2 separate regions of the Homo sapiens genome follow, and region 2 is linked to region 1. Evidence: chromatin loops called from intact Hi-C (ENCODE). Cell type or tissue: gastrocnemius medialis. All regions are shown on one strand. Each heading gives the region's core, and the rest is flanking DNA. Links, peaks and the distances in the headings are about the cores only.

What was found. Hi-C counts contacts between places; a loop is a spot of excess contacts. Peaks named below come from ENCODE experiments on the same cell type or tissue, not always from the same donor. Only the 100,000 strongest peaks of a DNase experiment are listed, where the experiment ranks them.
Region 2: a loop joins it to region 1, with 3.0 times the contacts of the local background. A loop is called at or near these places in 2 of 110 quality-filtered maps.

What each region holds. Positions count from the first base shown.
Region 1 is chr1:66,530,100-66,538,757 of GRCh38, reverse strand. SGIP1 (SH3GL interacting endocytic adaptor 1) reads right to left here and starts at 4,605. Exons shown (of 25, transcript NM_032291.4): 1 at 4,390-4,605. The coding sequence starts at 4,399. In gastrocnemius medialis, for the core only: no CTCF peak of the experiment used is centred there; DNase peaks (open chromatin) are centred at 4,697 and 5,845; H3K4me3 peaks cover 1,483 bases; H3K27ac peaks cover 3,907 bases.
Region 2 is chr1:66,702,788-66,707,787 of GRCh38, reverse strand. The region is part of intron 18 of SGIP1 (SH3GL interacting endocytic adaptor 1); the gene reads right to left. Among named protein-coding and RNA genes, the nearest start is that of DYNLT5, 47 kb to the left of the region's middle. In gastrocnemius medialis, for the core only: no CTCF peak of the experiment used is centred there; a DNase peak (open chromatin) is centred at 2,563; H3K27ac peaks cover 1,171 bases.

The DNA of each region.
Region 1 (8,658 bases), core at 2,025-7,024:
AAATATTTGCATGTTAGCTAGATATTGGGTTAATAGCCTTTGATGGACTTGTGTGAGACTCTATTATTTGTATCATTATTCCTATGGGAAAACATGTTCCAAGTAACCAGCTCACAAACAAACTTTCAGGAACATAAAAATTGTGAGTTGGTAACTTCCTGTACCTTGTTTATTTGAAACATGGATAGTGTATGTGCTACATCCAACAGAAAGAATGATCCAGAGTCTTCTAGTATGGTTTATCTAATTTAATTTTTTAAAGACTCCATATTCTTTTTAGAAGTATAAAGATGACCCCTGACATTTGGATGGGAACATATATATCTAAAGAGGTTCTTTATGATACAGAACACTGGAGAAGATGAGAAATTACACAGGTGATGGAACATATATTGGAATCTTCTATCTGCATGTTTAGATTTTCTAAAGTAATTTCATCATTTAAAGAAGAGAATCAGTAGGAAAATTAGAAGCATTCCCTTTAAAACTTCTTAACTAAATACAAAATGAACAGCTCCAGCTTCAAGATGTCTTGCTCTTTTCTGACCAAACCAAAGAATTTTCCAAATGTTATTTTAGTAAAACTCTGTTTCTAGATAGGAAAAGAAGAAGTTCTTAGTGTTTATAAGGTTTATTGCAACAACAGAAGTTTAGTTACTCTTCAATTATGCAAAATTTTTTAAATAATGATTTTGGACATAAAAGGCATTAATAAGAAGTTAAAGAGTATAGTTCTGTCAATATTCATATTTAAAACAGAGAGACACAGAATATGCAACCAAAGGCACTACAGCCTATTTTTCAATTAGGTTAACATGCCCAACCTGATGCAAAGCAAAACTAAGAGGTTCCTAGAGGGTCAAAAACATGAGCTTTGTGGTTAAATGGATGTAGGTTCAAATTTCACTCCACCATTTTTTTGCCTCAATGCATTATTTTTACTTTTGAAAGGTAGAAAAGGACTGAAAAAAGCACCGTATATACAATATACTTAGTTTCAGGTTATTATGAGTAGTAAATATAATAAAATATATTAAATTATCCTGAATATTGTAATTAAACCCAGTAAGCCCTTAAAAATATTTGCTTGTTAATTTTTTAAATTGTCATATAAAATGAAACCATTGGCACCCAGAAACTTATCTTTCTAGTATAGCACCTAAGAGCCTGAATATGGAACTAAAAACGCAAAACGCCTTCAGTTGGGCCTACGTGAACAAGGAAAGTACTTTCTAGACACCCTCACAAATAGACAGATAGCCCAAGAAACTCTGACTTAGTTCCAGTTATCTTAGAAAGGATAGCTAAAGAATGCCATTTTCAAACTTTAATAATAATATATCAAAAAATAGTCCTTGAATAGTTGCCCTAACCACATAGACTTCATTGTAAGCTTAGCCAATATGTACACTCCATAGTTAATAATTCCCTTTGCTCATCATCTTTCCTTTCATATTTATACTACAGAAGGCTCCAGATCATGTGGCTTTCTTTAGAAAAGAAACAACTCAATGCCAACCACTGCCAAAAGATAAAGTATGCAGGAAGCAGCAAATCAAGTCCCCTAAAATATGTTTTTTAATTAAAATATGTTAAAAGAACCATGGAGCCACAAACCACTAATCACCTGCTTGTGGTCCCTGGGGAATTATTTCGTTGACTTCCACAAAATTAGGATCACTGAGGAGGTAGTAACATTTATCATCTATGATTGGATGGATTTCCAATAGGCATTGAATGAATGGAGCCTATATCCTGTTCCACACAAACAAAACGTAGTTTACTATGACCCATTCTGCTGAATATTTGTTTACTCTTGCTTTACACAAAGTAGAGAAGTGCCTTTGAAAAGTTGCCATGGCCATGCTTTTTCTGAGCAGCAGACTAAAACACTTTAGCAATATAGAAATGTACAGCCACACGAGTGCAAATATATGTTTTCTTCCTTTCCAGAAATGTGTTTGGGTGGATGACTCTGTGTGTGTGTGAGACACACTAGTTCAGAAGAAATATGATTTTAACTAGATGTTTGGTAGCACATTCTCAGAGTCCACTAATGTTTCAACGAAGAGCTGCCATGACAAATTTGGGGTGCCTTTTATGAGGTTCCTTATCTTTCCAAGGTTATTGTGGTAGATGTACAGAGGCTGGCAATCTCTAGAGATGAGTTAAGTTGAAATAATAATTATATACCACACCTTCAGAATAAGAGCAATTCAGAGGTGAAATTCTGCCATGCAATACCAGAAACATGAATGTATATTGCCAAAAAGACTGTCAACTAAGTTGGAAGGCAACTGATAGCAAATTGATTTTTGGTTAAACTCCTATTTGCCTTTCTAAGGTCACCGAACTATTAAGATAATAAGGCTTAAAAACATTTAAGTAGGAGCTATGGGTAGAAATAAATGTTAATTTCATTTAGCTATTTAAGCCAGTGGGAACACCTGTCCAATTTCTCTTGCAAAAGATCTGGTGAAAGACAACTGTATCCATAGTATAATTCATACTAATTCATACCAGTGCTAAGATAACATTGTTCATTAGATAAATTTGGCAAACCCAGAGCAATAGTGCTAATTCAGCTCCAGCACAAGTCTTTGTTGCAGTTCTCATTTTGGTTTAGGCAGCCTGGATAAGCTTATCACAGAGCTTTGAACTGACATTCTTGGATGGCACAATAGACCATATTACCAGGAGAATCATTCATGAGCATCAAAAAACGTTACAACCTTCAAAGAAGATACTTTAGTGCCATGGTTTGCAAGGCAAGAAGTGAAAAGAAAGAGCATCCAATTCTCTATGCAACACTGAAATCTAATCAGAATGTGTGCAGATGCATTTTTAAGAAAGCTATATGAAGTTGAGCTGGAGAAATACAGTACCTCTACAGGCAAGATATTTTTTCTGAAGAAGATAATCCACATGAGCTTTTAATTGAAAAGTGCATAAATAACACTCTGTCTTGCCTTGTTATTCAAAGATTAAATCAATTTTGAATTAATGAAAATGATTTAATCTGAGAGTGTTAGCAATCTCAATTTATTTAGGCCTGGATTTAAAGGGCTAGCTTGAGAGCCTTTTGCAAACAAGACTCAGCTCCATAACAAAATCATACCCAACCTCTCTTTTAAGGCTATCTTCTAAAATCTGTGGGTTTTGACTCTAGAATTCTTCACTCCCCCAAATCACATTAACAATGTTTGACATGATGACAGGGAGAGCAAAAAGAATTCATTTCTGCCAAATAAGTACAGGCTACACTGCTGTTTTTATGAAACCTTCCTCCTCTTATTCCATTTTGGTAAATTTCTAAGGAATAGTTAAAATCCGTAGGACAAACCTTGGCTTAAGAGGTGGCCTCTCTGCCATTTTCATGGCTGATTTGAGACCCATTATGCACTCAATTCTGCATTGTGAAATCCAGGCTGGGGACAAATTTCTGCCTGTCATCTTAGGAAAGGCCAGGAGTTTTGCACCATCCTATAGTGTGAAAACAGAAAATCAAAGCCTGCATAGAGCTGCTTGCTTCTTTCCTGATCAGCTTGCTGCTTTTTGGAGACAATCTTGGCTGTCACAGTGTCAGACTGGGAAGGGTAATTTAGCAGAATAAAATATAGTTTAAATAGCATCTCTCCAGGGAAAGTTCCTCCTTACACTCAATATTGAATATGCGAAAAGATCATCAGCAAATAATCATTTGATACTTGGCTAAAATCCATTGGACAGGGAAAGCATTTAGGGAGCACAAAATTCTTTTTTAACCTGATAAGACCCCGAATCAGGAGGCAAGAGGCCCGGATATTTTCCTTATATTTTTCATTCTGTTGCAATGACATTCTCATACAACTACAGTTTATGGACCAAATTTGCTGCCCTCCCCATCCCAATAATATGATGTAAACTGCAGAGATAAAAATACCTTATGAGAATTTTTACAATTTTAAACAGTTCACTGAAAATGTCTGTATGGATAACTCTGTTAATGACCTCTCCTGTCTAATGTCAATTTCAGAAAACAAGTTTCCATTGTAAATGTTTAATCAGTGTAGTCCCAGGAACCCAGAACAGAAAACCTTATCTTCTCGCCCAACTTATTTGCTCTGCAAGCTCTTTCCTAGCTCCATCTCAGCTCCCTGCAAACACTTTAGGCTTTTCTCTCTCAAAGGAGCTGGGAGCTCTGTAGGTTCTGAGCTAGGCAGCAGCCCTGTGGTTTGATTCCATTAGTCTGAGCCCAGATCCACTGCAAGCAAACTGCAGCATTTCTGCTTGCAAAACATTGGCAACCAGGTTCTAGAACCGCCACATACACTGGCTGCACATATTCTTTAATGCTGTTCTGCCCAAACCTTGCCTGAAGCCAGTCAACCATAGCAGAAAGCATCCTACCTTCCATCATGGTGGCAGAATTGCATTCCTTAATTTCCAAGGAGTCTGAAAAAACACAGGAGGATACGATTCCAGGTCCCAGCTAAGTCCTCACCACGCCGCTGCTGAGGTCTATTCCGTCCGCTGTCAAAGCCAAAGGAGATAAGTGTTAAGCCAAAAGACAGGCCATGGATGCTGCTGGTGCTTCTTCACCTACAGGCAGGCTACCAAGAAGATGCTGAGAGAAAGGGAGAGGAACGGCAAGCTGGCCGAGCTGCACCGCCTGCGCTGCCTCGGCCAATCCCTTCAGCTTTGGACCGCGTCACATGGTAGCCAGCCTGCATCTCCTGACACAATACCCCCGGAGAGCACACAGAACCTATTTCCCGTCCCCATTCCCCTCCACCCCCATCGCCTCCCGCTTGTCACCAAATACACAGCCCCTTCCCCACCTGGTGACGCACTTCCCCCGCCCCTCCTCGTCGTCTCCTTAAGCTTACAGAAGCGGCTGGGTGCCCGAGATTAGTTATCAAGGGCTGCCACCTTAACAGGGGACTCTGGCGTGAAAGCAGCACCTAAGTGGCTCGCTGCGGAGGGGGTTCTTTTCTTTTTCTTTCTTTCTTTCTTTTTTTGTTTTTTTAAGAAAAACTTAATAATTCCGTGCAGCCGGAAATCTTAGCAACACACTTCTAAGCTCCCATTCCGGTGTCCTTTTACCCTGAAGGAATTCCAAATGTCAGTGTCTGTGGCCTCCGTGCACATCTGTGCGTCTCTCTCTCTCTCCGTCTCTCTTTCTCCCCTCCCATCCTTCATTCAAGAGAGAAAAATCAATCCGACTGACGTCACATCATAAACATCCCCAAAAGGATGATGCAGAAGAAATTTCACCCCAGCTGCCTTCGTGAGAGCCAGGGAATTAATTGCGCATGACATGCTGAAGGGCTGGGAACTGTCATTAAAACAAAGAAACAAAAGAACCCACCCGAGTGGGGCTCTGGAATCAAACTGGCAACGCTCGAGATCGTTTCTGGGGCGGGAGGCTGGAAAGGGGAGCAGGCAGGGAGCGGAAGCCTGAGCCCGACCAAAGACAGCTGTGCACGCCGGCTCCCTCCCACTCCAACCTGGGCTCGCCGTCCGGGCTACAGACGGGACCCTGCGGGGCGCCCTTCGACGACCGAGTTCGAGTCCCGCCGCCACCGCGTCCTCCCCGCCGAGCGCACACGGGAGCGGCCTCGCTTCCCCAGGTGGGGAGCTTTTCTCGCAACCGACTGGGGCTGCAGCTGCCAACTGCAGTCTCTGTAGGAAACAAACTTTCTCCTAAATGACACGTTTCTCCGCGACGCGCCTCCTGCATCTGGAGTCGCCTTCAAGCCTATTCATTCACCCAAGTGGAAACCTGGAGGGAGGCAGTTGTGCCTGGTTGTGGCGGAGCCCAGGGTTTTGAAGCTGCCAGGAATGGGATCTGGGGGCTGTGTAGTTGCCTAAGTGGGAAGTTGTGTCACTGGGCCCGGTTGGGTTCAGTCTGTCACCTGACTGCTCTCCAGAGACCATGGAGCCTTTCAGAAGGGCCCAGCCCTGGGGGATCTACGACCCTTGGTTCCCTTCAAGAAAGCTCAGACAGCGAAGGAAGAAAAGGGCAGGGCAGCCTATGAGAGAGAGAAGGCAGAGAAAAAGGAAAGGAGATGGGAGGAAAGGGAACGCCTTCTTTAGAACTCAGGAAAAACAACATCAGAAGTGGGCATTTCTCCCTGTATAATCTCACAGTATGACCAGGAGAAAAGCTGTTACAATAGAGAGCAATTGTGAGCATCCAATGAAAATGTACTCAAAATAACTGGAAGAAGATGCATGGTATGATCAGGGTTGAGCCTGTAATGTATTATTAATCATTTCTATTAGCAATATACTCATGAACTTTTTCTATTGCTCAGCCCTGGACATGGCCTAGCTCTTTCTACCAAAGCAAATATGACGTACTGGTGACTGACTGAAGTAGCATATTAATAGTTGAAAAGCAAAACACAGCTCCTTAGCAATTTAGAAGTTTTGAAAAACCCATTGTTCTCCCTAAGGACACATACTTCAGTGGCCTCTAAATTTTAAAATGAAATTCTTCAGGGAGATACAAATACTTGTGACTTTTTTCTTATGTCTCTAAGACAGTTAAATTTTAAAAGGGGAATGAATTCCTAAGTAAAACCTGCCTTGAGTACAACTTACACTGCTCTGAAAACTGGAGGGGTATTATTGCAAAAAGGATTGATTTGTGTGTGTGTGTGTGCATGTGTGTGTGTGTTTAGCAAATGTTTTGTAATGATTAAGAACATTGATGGGTATTCGTGTCAAATAGATGGGCACCAAGTTTTGTTTGTGCCACATAATGAGCTCTGTGACTCTGAGCAATTTATGTAATTCTCTGTGCCTCACAGTTTTCTTATCCTGAAATGGAGAGAATAATAATGCCAAGTTAATTGAGCTATAAATGGTAATAATAACAAACCTGTATTAATGGCTTACTATGTGCCAGACAGTATTCAAATACTCTGCTAGTAAATTACTTAGCATTTTGTCTGGAGCATAATAAGACCTGCATGTTAGCTTTTTAGTATTAGTATTATTACTACCAAAGGGCTGGCAGATGCATCAAAGAAGTTTGCAGCCAACTGGGAGTTGTACCAAATGCACAGAGAACAAGTTAGTGAAAGACCAGGTGATGCATCCAAAGATGTAACATGTTGGAGATTTCTGAAAGGCTGCTAAGTAGGAAATCAAAATCTAATGAGGTTAATTAGGAAAGACTTTTTTTTTTTTTTTACAGAGGTGAAATTTCAGAGTTCAGAACTTAATTGGAATGGGCTTGAAGTGGTAGTTCTAAAGAATATAGGGAGTTGTAAGTAAGAAAAAAGTATCATGTAAAATCTGGAGGTGAGTGCAAGCACTGAGGTGCAGGAGTGGGGGCCATTGTTAGGATGTAAGGGAAAGGTGGAGAAACCCAGGCTGCCTGCCTTCTTCCTCCCAATGTAAGTTTTACAGTGTGTTAGAGCAATCCTCTCAGATAGGTTTGGTATGGGTACACTTCAAGTTTTTTTAGACTTGCAGCAACTATCTAGAGACAGCAAGTCAATGGAAAGATTCTTTTGGTCAATGACTATTTATAGGAAAAGCAGAAGTTTGTAGATATTGTCAGAAAGGGATGTGTATTTCAAGGTGGTAAAGCTAATCCCAAAGGCTAAACTTCACCGCAACTTCATCAGTTGTGTGTATTTTATCCTTTAAAAAGAAGATGCTATTACCAATAGCATATCCAATAGAACATCCAATGAATGAAGTTCTGTTTCAATAAAATTTGCTCAAATATGTAATCAAAAGAGATTATCCTAATTGTGGTGTTTTCTCATAGGTTTTTTTCTTTTTATTTTCTTCTTCTTCTTTTTTTTTTTTTTTTTTTTTTTTTTTGAGACAGTCTCACTCTGTTGCCCAGGCTGTAGTGCAGTGGTGAGATCTTGGCTCATTACAGCCTCCACCTCCTGGGTTCAAGCTATTCTCCTGCCTCAGCCAACTGAGTAGCTGGGATTACAGTCATGCCCCACCATGTCCACCTGATTTTTTTTTTTTTTTTTTAGTAGAAAGGGGTTTCACCATGTTGGCCAGGCTGGTCTCGGTCTCCCGACCTCAAGTGATCCACTAGCCTCGGCCTCCCAAAGTGCTGGGATTACAGGTGTGGGTCACCATGCCTGGCCTCTCATAGGTTTTTGAAAAAAAAATTGTTTTGATCAAGAACAAAGACAATACTTTAGGTTGTGGTTCAAATTTTATCACTTCATCGTATAATTTTTGCTTGCCAGCAAGGGCAAAGGAGAATATCTAGCCTCCAAAACCATGGAATACTTTTTGCAATTCTGAAATGAAAGTCAAATGGTATATGGAAAAGATTGGGTAAATAACTGACTTGCATCAAAGTGCAAGAATTGCTCAGGAGTTCAGCTCAGGATGTGAATGTCAACCCAGATCATACCAGGCTCTGATATGGTACTTATGACTGGTCCAAGACCAAAAACTAAATTGCTGAAGTCACTAGACATTCAACATTTTTTCTAAAATAACATTTGTATGGTAGTAATGGCTGATTACATAGTGTTTCAGAATGAAATCTTATTATATTCCTACTATAAAAGCTGAGCTTCTTCACTATCTCCCAATTTTAGGTTGAAGGGGAAATTTGTTTATATTTTAGAAAGAGAAAGAAGACAATGAGAATTGAGTCACAAAGAAAGGAGGAAAGAAAATTAG
Region 2 (5,000 bases), core at 1-5,000, 170 kb before region 1:
AGAAGCACTAATCTACAGGCTTAAAAGGGCCAAAGATGTGAATGCCCCTGGACAACTCATCAACTCTCTTGGAAAATTAACAGTCATCTACCAGACTATGCAACTGCTGGTGGGAGAAACTGTCACATTCTTTGGAATCTAAGATACAGAATTTTGAAAGATGAAACAAGTAGGTTATGACTGACATGCATCCTAAAGGAACACTCAGGTGCTATAACTGTATCTGTCAAAAATTTCTTGTTGACTTTCAAGGAAATTATTTACTTTGCAATAATTTATAAGTAAATTCTGGAAAGCTAATGCAGATAAAATTCTGGAATTTTTGATGTGTCACAAAATTAAACTATCAATGCAAAGAGTATAAAGAGGTCAAGGTTATAAATATGTGGTATAGAAAAATCATCATGCCACTATGATATTAATTGTAACTGCTGATGGCCAGAAGTGATTCAGATGTGTCTGCAGATTCTGAATATGAAATAGATTTAGGCTCAGTTTCTGATGGTTATACTGAAGATAGTGGCCAGCACTTTGTCTATTATTATTGGTTAGAAAAAAAAATGCTTTTCTACACTTGACAAAGTTTATTTCGTGCCCAAAAAGTTGTGAAAACAATGGAGCATAACCCAGTGTATGGCTTCTTGGGATCAAGTAAATGCAGCACACATATTTGTGTGTGTATGTGTGCCCATGCGTGTGTGTGTAGATACATGCAGACAGGGTTTCATCAAGAATTTTCACCAAAACATCAAAAATGTTATTTCTACTACTCTCTGAATAGTGTGATTTTGGGGTGATATTTACTCTTTTATTTATACTTTCCCATATTTGAATTTTTAAAAGTAATAATATGCTTAAATTAATGTCATGATCACAATAAAGCCAACTGTGAGCTATTTGTAAATACTTTGAAGTGTCAAAGGGAATATTAGCGTATGTTAAAATAAAAGGATGCATAATTATACACTGTGTGATAATATAAACTATACATGCACACACGCAGACTCACATTCACATGCAAAATCTCAGAACTGAAAAACATCAAAATGATAATAGTGGTCATCTACAGCTATTTGATTATAGATCTTTTTAAAAATACCTTTCTGTTTTTCCAAGTTTTCTATAATGTGTATGTGTTACTTTCATACTGAGGAAAAAATATAAGTACATATTGATAATTACTTTGGAATTTTAAATATTGAGATTTCTACATTTTTCCTTTTTCTTTTTTCTTTTGTCATCTTTACATTTATTTATTAAAGAGAAAAGATAATATTTAGATTAAAATATCAACTGTCATAAATATTTATTAAAATATTTATAATTTATATTATATATAAATGTGTATCTCTATATAAATTATATCATATATATTTATTTTATATATAACTATTTTATATTATAAATATATAAATATATTTTATAGTATAAATATTTATTTATATTTTACATATTATATAATATATAGTTTATATTTTATGTATAATATAAAATATATTCAAAATTAAAAATATTTGATGAAAATGTGAGATAAAGGTAATAAAGATGAGTGACCAAATTAAAATAAATGGTTTGATAGCAAGAAGCAAATTATAACAAAAACATTTCAGATTTTACCAAAAACAGTAATTCATTAAAAAGAAATAAATTGTGAACCAAAGTAATGAAGAAGTTTTTTTGTTTTGTTTTGTTTTTGTTTTAATATAACTGGAATTCAGAAACATTTTGTTATTTATTTATTTATTTTTAAATTTTACTCTAAGTTCCGGGATACATGTACAGAATGTGTAGGTTTGTTACATAGGTAAACATGTGCCATGGTGGTTTGCTGCACCCGTCAACCCGTCACCCAGTTTTTAAGCCCCACATGCATTAGGTATTTGTTCTAATGCTCTCCCTCTCCTTGCCTCCCAACTCCCGACAGGCCCCAGTGTGTGTTGTTCCCCTCCCTGTGTCCATGTGTTCTCATTGTTCAACTCCTACTTATGAGTGAGAACCCATAAGTGTTCTTTCCTTGAATGGTTTATTTCTTTTCTTGAAGTGTTTATTTCTTGAATGGTTCCTTGCAGTTACAAATTGGATGCTGGTAATTTTGAGCACTACTGAAAGTTATTCTCCCAATGGGACTGATAAATATGATTGGAGAAGTAGGAAGAATGCAGTCTGCCATTGTTTGCCTGCCTGAAAGCCTGCTATTTGAGCTGCTAGTTTCATAGCAAATGGGCTGTGTGTAAAGTCCAAAAAAAGGCAAAAACCTAAGGAAAGGAGTAACTGACATTAAATAACTCATGCTTCCTCTCCCTAGATTCATTTGCCACAGTGATGATTGCAACTTTTCCGAAACATCCTTGAACAATTAATATTACCCTTGGGACACTTCTCCAGAAAAACCTCTTATGTTTTCTCAGGGCATATTTCAATTCTCTGAATCAGATCTTAGGGGAAGTCATGCTGTTATTACTCTGAATAGAAGACTAAGAAACACAGTTGTAAACACACACAGCACACGCTGCCTGTGTGAATATGCGTCAGCAAGAAAAGAAGCCCCAAGGCCATATTTACTTGTGTCCTGGTGACTTGGTACGGCAAAGTCAGCAGAAGAGAACACAAAGTCCATGAAATTTTTTTGTCTGCTGACAGTCCACGCTGTAGCAGAAATGATTACACACACAGTGCAGAATAGTTGAAGACATAAAAAGGTTCAAATCTTAAGGACAGTGACTTATGTTAATGCCTTATGTTAATGTCTCTCAGCCAATCTTTGATTTAATAAATGAAGCAATTAATATAAAATTCTTAGCACATGTCTAGCACATATTAAATATTCATTAATACTAACTATTATCTTAGGAAATGATTACTTTTGAATAGTACTTTATAGTTTGCAAAAGCCTTTCACAAGTAATTGTCTAAAATTTGTTTGGAGTATATGTGGTGCTGATTAAATATATCCACAGCAGACACATAAAAAGGATTATAAGTGGGAGATTCTCCTGAGTCTTAATAAAATCTCTTTGAATCACTAGTATACTTTCTTCATTCATTTATGTCAGAGGTTAATAAGAACAGTATTTTGAAATAGGGTAGGCAGCCAAAGTCTGTGGACAGCTCTTCTCAAAAGACATAATAGAAACAAACGCTATAGAGGTCATCAGCCAGCGATTGCATGTTGAAGGCTCAGAACCATCCAAAGATGAAGCAGTTTCCCCCTGGAATTCTCAGCTTCTCCATTCTTTTCTCAGGAAGTTTGAAATTATATGTCAAATTGGCAGAAATGCTATGATTTACAAATCCTTTAATAAAAGAGAGGATAAAAGATTTTCTGCCACATCTCCCATCAGTGTTGACACAGAACCCCCAGGAGTACACTGGCAGGCAGACCATTAGTCTCAACAAGTCAGCTTTAATAATGGGCTCTGGTAGAGGCAAAGGGTGTACAGCAACGCAGTGGCATGATGCTTCCAAATCATTGTCTTGCTCCGTACCAGCAGAGAAAACACTGCTTATCATCCCTGCTGACAAGGAAGGGAGACCATGTAGCAACTCTCAGCAGAATCAAATTGTCAGATTTTTATGTGGAAGAAGACAAGAATGCCACAACTGAAACTTCTCCAAAGCAGGCAAGAACTAAGTAAAACACAGCCATGTTACAAGCAGAGGATGCATGAAGTTGGACAACAGTTGCTTATATTTGAGTGCTTTGCATGCACTATACTAAGTGTTTGACTTTAATCTTGACCACAGCCCTGTGAAAGAGCTGCCATTATTATTCCAGTTTTCAGAGGAGGAAACTAAGTCTTAGGTTAGGTAACCTGCCTAAAGTCACACATTGTGCTGAGGTTATAACTAAGATCTAGAAGGCTTATTCCAGAGCTCATGCATAAACGCATACACACACACACACACACACACAGAGTTCTTTTTCTCTTTATATATGTGATATGAAATATCTATGATATGCCATATATCATTCATATTCCATATTTCATATATATCATATACAAAAACATTATATATCATATATGAAAACCTATGATATATATCATACTGTAGGTTATGATCATATATAATATATATGATATAGATCATATATAAATGTGATATAGCTGATATACAATATATAGTATGTATGCTATATCAGTATGTCAACATATCACACATATGATATAGAATATATGTGTGATACATATCATATCATATATATGATATATATATTCCATATCTTTTTCTCTATTATCTCTATATGTGTGTGTGTGTGTGTGTGCATATGTATGTATATGTGTACTGAGAGCAAATGGATATGCATTAATTGAGGAATCTTTCTAATACTAGGATAATACCAAGCATACCTTAGGTTAACATTTACATATCACCTAAGATTTTCTATTAGACTCTAACATAGCAACATGTTATATTGCTTCAGGGTAGAGTCTATGTAGGTATAAATGTTGCTCCCGTTTCTTCCATCACCCTACTAGAACATTTTTGCAATTCTACCATTGCCTTTGCTACAGGATGCTTTGCATAGGAAGTGCCGAACTCTTCTCTTTCTTCTATTCTTCTATTTCTTGTGAATTACTGGAAGGCAGGAGTTTTATTATTTCACCTCCATAATTCCAGCACAAGGGCTTGTAGCTAGAAGAGCTCATGGACTGGTTGTGAAGCACTGAATGCAAAAATAAATGAGTGAATATTCTTTAACTTTTCTATTCTGTTACTCATTTTCCTGCTCCAGGGAACTATTTAACTTATGCTTCAGGTTTTAAAATTGTCCACGCATAGCAACCCTTCTTTTTGTGGGGCTCAAGACTTTCCGCTGTTCTTGTTAGTTCCCCATTTGGTTACTCCAGTCAGATGAGAAGTCCTGTTCTAGAATCTACTTTTGCACCCAGGGAAGTGCAGCTGACACTCAGGGTTCCATTCCTCTCTGGGGAGTGAAAGGCTTCAATCTTGAGCAAAGCAAATGTTGCCCAATGTTTATCTATTTTAAACCTATTGGC